Regions from separate parts of the Homo sapiens genome. Here region 2 is linked to region 1. The links are chromatin loops, found by intact Hi-C in ENCODE. Cell type or tissue: CD4-positive, alpha-beta T cell. All regions are shown on one strand. Region 1 overlaps ABTB2 (ankyrin repeat and BTB domain containing 2). Region 2 overlaps ABTB2 (ankyrin repeat and BTB domain containing 2).

Region 1 (2,500 bases):
GGTTCAAACCCAGGAATATTGGAAATGACAGAACCAGAACATCAGAATACCTTCCCAAAGGAAAGACCTTTAAGATCACTTCTGATTACAGAAAATCCCTAACTTATGATGGTGCAACTTACAATTTTTCAGCTTTACAGTGGTGTGAAAGCGATATGCATTTAGTAGAAACTACTTCGAGTACCCACACAACAATTCTGTTTCACTTTCATACAGTATTCAGTAAGTTACACTGATGTTCAACATTATTATAAAACAGGTTTTGGCTTATATAATCTTGCCTAACTGTAGGCTAATGTAGGTGTTCTGAGCATGTTTAAGGTAGGCTATTCAGTAGGTGAGGTGTATTCAATGCGTTTTCGCTTAGGATATTTTCAACTTACTATGGGTTTATTGGTATGTAACCCCATCCTAAGTCAAGGAGCATTTATATTTGTTTGCCACTTTTTAAAATAAAAGCATTCTTTGCCCTCAAGGAGAGAAGAAACTTTTAGAACTCTGGAGATGACCCGAGCTTTTGGAGACCTGAGATAGGGGTTCCGAGGGCAGCCCAGGCTGACTCCCTGGAGGTGGCTTACTTCCTAGCCAAGGAGAGAGAATGGACATCTTTTCCCTGGCGGGAGCACTTAGCTGCATGTCAAGGGGAGAGACCACAGTGACCGCACAGGCGGGACGCTCCAAGAGCCCCGAGGGAGTTGGGGTGGCTGGAGGCCTGGCCGCCTGCCCCTGGCTGCCTGCCCGCTCCCTGGCTTAATTTGTAAGGAAGGACAAGAGTGGCATCGGGAAGGGCTGGGAACAGGCAGGAGCCGGGAGGCTGACTTTTGGGCTGTCATCAGAGAGAACAGCATGAGTGAGGGACAGGGCTCCAGGGCTGCCTTGTTCCTGTGATGGAGCAGGGAAAGAGCTCCGTCCATTCTGGGCAGAGCAGGTGGGTGTCCCACGAAGTCATGAAGCCACAGGCTGCCATCCGGGCCCCTCGGTGGCGGGGAGGTCTGTTGGACGGCGAAGTGGTCTCCTGAGGGGGCTCCAACACGGAGCCTTGCCAGAGCTGGCAGAGGACAGAAACGCGTCCCCGCCCCCCAGCTGAATCTGAGCCGCTCGCCGAGGGCAGGGGCGGGCGCGGCCTGAGCCGCAGTCAGGGCCCAGCACAGGCTGTGCACATGGCGTCCCCTGGTGGCACAGAGCGGGCCTCATGAGCGGCGCCCCGGGAGTTTGCAGCTCTAAGCCTGCCGCCGCCTTTCCCTGCTTTTGTGGGCTCTTAGTGATACTCGGACCCGCTAGGACCATTCCTCCCTGTGGGACTTGAAGCCGCTACTCTTTTTCTTTCTTTTTTTTTTTTTTTTTTTTTTTTTTGAGACGGAGTCTCGCCCTGTCGCCCAGGCTGGAGGGCAGTGGCGCGATCTCAGCTCACTGCAAGCTCCGCCTCCCGGGTTCACGCCATTCTCCTGCCTCAGCCTCCAGAGTAGCTGGGACTACAGGCGCCCGCCACCAAGCCCGGCTTATTTTTTGTATTTTTTAACAGAGACTGTGTTAGCCGGGATGATCTCGATCTCCTGACCTCGTGATCCACCCACCTTGGCCGCCCAAAGTGCTGAGGTTACAGGCGTGAGCCACCGAGCCCGGCCGAGGCCACTACTCTTTTCTGAGCACCAAACTGGGGGCAACCTGGCCTGGCACACGAAGTGGTGTCAGCCCACCTCAGTCTAGGTGCCAGATGAGGAAGGAGTGGTCATTAATGTTGTACAACAGCCTAATATGCATCATCCCATTTGGCCTCATGACAGCCTCCATAAGGAGGTATCACACGTGTGCTACAGATGGAGAACCAGACTCGAGTGTGCTTGTCGGAGGGGATGGTGACCTGACCCTGCTGGTGGCAGCCCTGGGTTTGGACCTGGGTCTGTGAGACTCTTAGCTGTGCAGCCTCTCCCCTCTGCATAGAAGAACACTTGGCGACCCTGACTGAACTCTTTGGAGGGGGAAAGGTCCCCAATTCCACACACTGGGGAACTGCTCCTTCCCTGGGCCACCTGAGGGCCCTCAGGTTCTGCTAATGGCCCATGATGGAAATTCCTTCTGTGCATTGCAGGTAGTCGGGGTCTCTGTGAGCAGAAAGAGCAGGTCCCTTGCAAGGGGTGATCAGCCTTGGTTGCCACTTGTGAGCATGTGTGTGCTTAAGGGGTCCCCTGCTGCCCTTCAGGGAGCACTCTCTCTAGGCCTGACCCTCTGCTGCCCAGCAGGGAGCCCCCCACCCTAGGACTGACCCTCTCTCTGCTGCCCCACAAGAAGCACCCTCCCAGGCCTGACCCTCTCTCTGCTGCCCTGCAGGGACCCCACCCCAGGCCTGACCCTCTCTCTGCTGCCCCACAGGCCCTTCATGCTGCTGCCGCCCCTCATGGAGTGGATGCGCGTGGCCATCACCTACGCAGAGCACCGCCGCAGCCTCACCGTGGACAGCGGCGACATCCGGCAGGCAGCCCGGCTGCTGCTGCCTGGTCTG
Region 2 (2,500 bases), 60 kb before region 1:
CGCTCCCCTTCCTGTGGGGCTTATTGAACAGAGGCTAATTCATTCAGTATTGGAGATGTAGCAGTTTATTGTGGGGTTCAAGATCCTTGTCATCTCTGAGGATAACAGAGAGAGCCCTTTTATTGAACTCTTGCTATGTGTCAGGCATTGGGTTTAGTGCTTTATGCGATATGTTCATAACCACTACAGAGAAGAAACCATATCCGCTTTACAGATGAAGAAACTGAGGTCTAGAGGTTAAGTACTTACCCCGGGTCATGGTCAGATATTTGGCTGATGGCATTCATTTCTTTTCTAGAAATGTCTTGAGCATCTATGTGGCTGACATTTTTCAGGCAATCCCTGCTATGCAGAGCTTGCATTTTAGAGGGAGTAGGGGCACCAGATACTGAGCAAGTAAGCAAATTAATAAACACAATAATCTCGGCCGGGCACGGTGGCTCACGCCTGTAATCCCAGCACTTTGGGTGGCTAAGGCAGGCGGATCACAAGGTCAGGAGATCGAGACCATCCTGGCTAACACGGTGAAACCCCATCTCTACTAAAAATACAAAAAAAAAATTAGCCAGGCGCCGTGGCGGGCGCCTATAGTCCTAGCTACTTGGGAGGCTGAGGCAGGAGAATGGCGTGAACCCAGGAGGCAGAGCTTGCAGTGAGCCAAGATAGCGCCACTGCACTCCAGCCTGGGCGAAGGAGCGAGACTCTGTCTCAAAAATAAATAAATAAATAAATAAAATAAACACAATAATCTCTGTATAAGTGCTTCAGGGAAACTAAAAGGGCCCTCTTCTGTGGCAGAACTGGGATTCCCAGTCTCTGAGGTTAAGCAGGAGCAGGTAGCATTACCCTGTAAGCTGGGAGTCGCAATAGGCAATTAGTTACCTGACTGTCCCAGGGCTTGGCACTGCCTGGTAGCCCTGCCTTTTCATAAGGAAAAGATTCCGCACAAAGCACTTTACCTAGGTTTTGTGAGAGGCGGAGCCAGAGCTGGCATCCGAGGTGTTCTCACAATGCTGGACTTTGAGGCACAGGAGAGAATTGCATTTCTCCTCTGAGCAGTGGAACCAGCCCTGGTGCCTCCCTTGCCCAGCCTCACCCTGGGACCCTGGGTGTGAGTAGTTAGTCTTGTTATCAGTGAGAGTAACCCAGGAATCTCCCTGATGGGGAAATCCCAGGTAATTTACTGTGTCTCTGATATTCCGGTTACAGCCTCTGCTCTAGAAAGGCCAGGGAGGGGAGAATCTAAAAGTTCTCCATTTCTCGCTTGAGATGGCATCCCCCCATGCTTTCCTTAGGCCTCCTTGAGTAAGGTGTCTGCAAATAGCTTCTCAGCATGACTTCACCCGGAAGCTCATCTGAGTGACTCACAGCCTGCTTTAGGCACCTCCTCCAGGGAGACGCTCTTACCCTTGCCCCCACCCCAACAGGGGAGGGGAGGGGAGAAGGGAAACCCCCTAACTGAGCCACGGAGAAGGCCTTGCCAGAGCACTGTGGAAAATACCTGCAGCCCAGCTTGGCCCTGCTTCAGGTGCCCTGGGATGTATGGTTTCTCTAGTCTTCTGAGAGGGATCAAGCTGACAATTCAAATTTGAGGGAGCGATGACCCTGGAAACTGTGTAGGTCTTAAAAAGAAATATATATCCAAACACACTGACCTGAAAAGATGTCCACAAAATACAGGATTCAGCATTAGGTGAAAAATAATTTCATTATGTTCCTGTTTCTCAAATTCGGTTTGTGATTTTAAAAAATTGATAGGTTAGTACATGTATTTGTACATGTACTATTTGTACTAAAAGCCTATTTGAAGAAAAATTATAATATATTAATAATAGTTATCTCTGGGAGGTAGTATTAAAAGAAACTTTATTCATTATTCCTTTCTGATTTTTAAAAAATAATCATAATTACCTTTATAATAAAAAAAAAAAAGGTGGGCCAGGTACAGTGGTTCATGCCTATAATCCCAGCACTTTGCAAGGCCAAGGCAGATTGCTTGAGCCCAGGATTTCAAGACCAGCCTGAGCAACATGGTGAGACCTTGTCTCTACAAAACATTTTTAGAAACTTAGCTGGGTGTGGTGGTGTACCCCTGTGGTCCCAGCTAATTGGGAGGCTGAGGCAGGAGGATTGCTTGAGCCCAGGAGTTTAACGCTGCAGTGACCTGGGAGGCGGAGGCTGCAGTGAGCCAAGGTCACACCACTGCACTTCAGCCTGGGCAACAAGGAGGCTCTGTCTCAAAAAAAAAAAAAGCTGCAGTGAGCCATGATCATGCCATTTCCCTTCTGCCTGGGTAATAGAGCAAGACCCTGTCTCAAAAAGAAAGGGTTGTTTTTTTGTTTTGCTTTGTCTTCAAAAAAATAAAAAGAAAAATCCTCATGCACCAAGCCCAGGTGTCCTAATTGTGTCCTCATTATTAAATGCCTAACTTCCCGTGGTGGACTGTTAGCAGGAAGCGACTGGGATGGACTTAACATTCACTTAGCAAACAGCTACCTCC

What was found. A loop is a pair of places that touch in the nucleus more often than their neighbours do. Peaks named below come from ENCODE experiments on the same cell type or tissue, not always from the same donor. Only the 100,000 strongest peaks of a DNase experiment are listed, where the experiment ranks them.
Region 2: a loop joins it to region 1, with 7 times the contacts of the local background. A loop is called at or near these places in 8 of 110 quality-filtered maps.

What each region holds. Positions count from the first base shown.
Region 1 is chr11:34,173,178-34,175,677 of GRCh38, reverse strand. ABTB2 (ankyrin repeat and BTB domain containing 2) reads left to right here. Exons shown (of 17, transcript NM_145804.3): 4 at 2,371-2,500. Among named protein-coding and RNA genes, the nearest start is that of NAT10, 69 kb to the right of the region's middle. RefSeq lists enhancers at 252-1,172, 1,173-2,095. In CD4-positive, alpha-beta T cell, a CTCF peak has its summit at 1,163 (motif pointing left); a DNase peak (open chromatin) is centred at 1,167; H3K4me3 peaks cover 324 bases; H3K27me3 peaks cover 217 bases.
Region 2 is chr11:34,233,086-34,235,585 of GRCh38, reverse strand. The region is part of intron 1 of ABTB2 (ankyrin repeat and BTB domain containing 2); the gene reads left to right. Among named protein-coding and RNA genes, the nearest start is that of ABTB2, 120 kb to the left of the region's middle. RefSeq lists enhancers at 1,055-1,384, 1,061-1,585. In CD4-positive, alpha-beta T cell, no CTCF peak of the experiment used is centred here; a DNase peak (open chromatin) is centred at 1,375.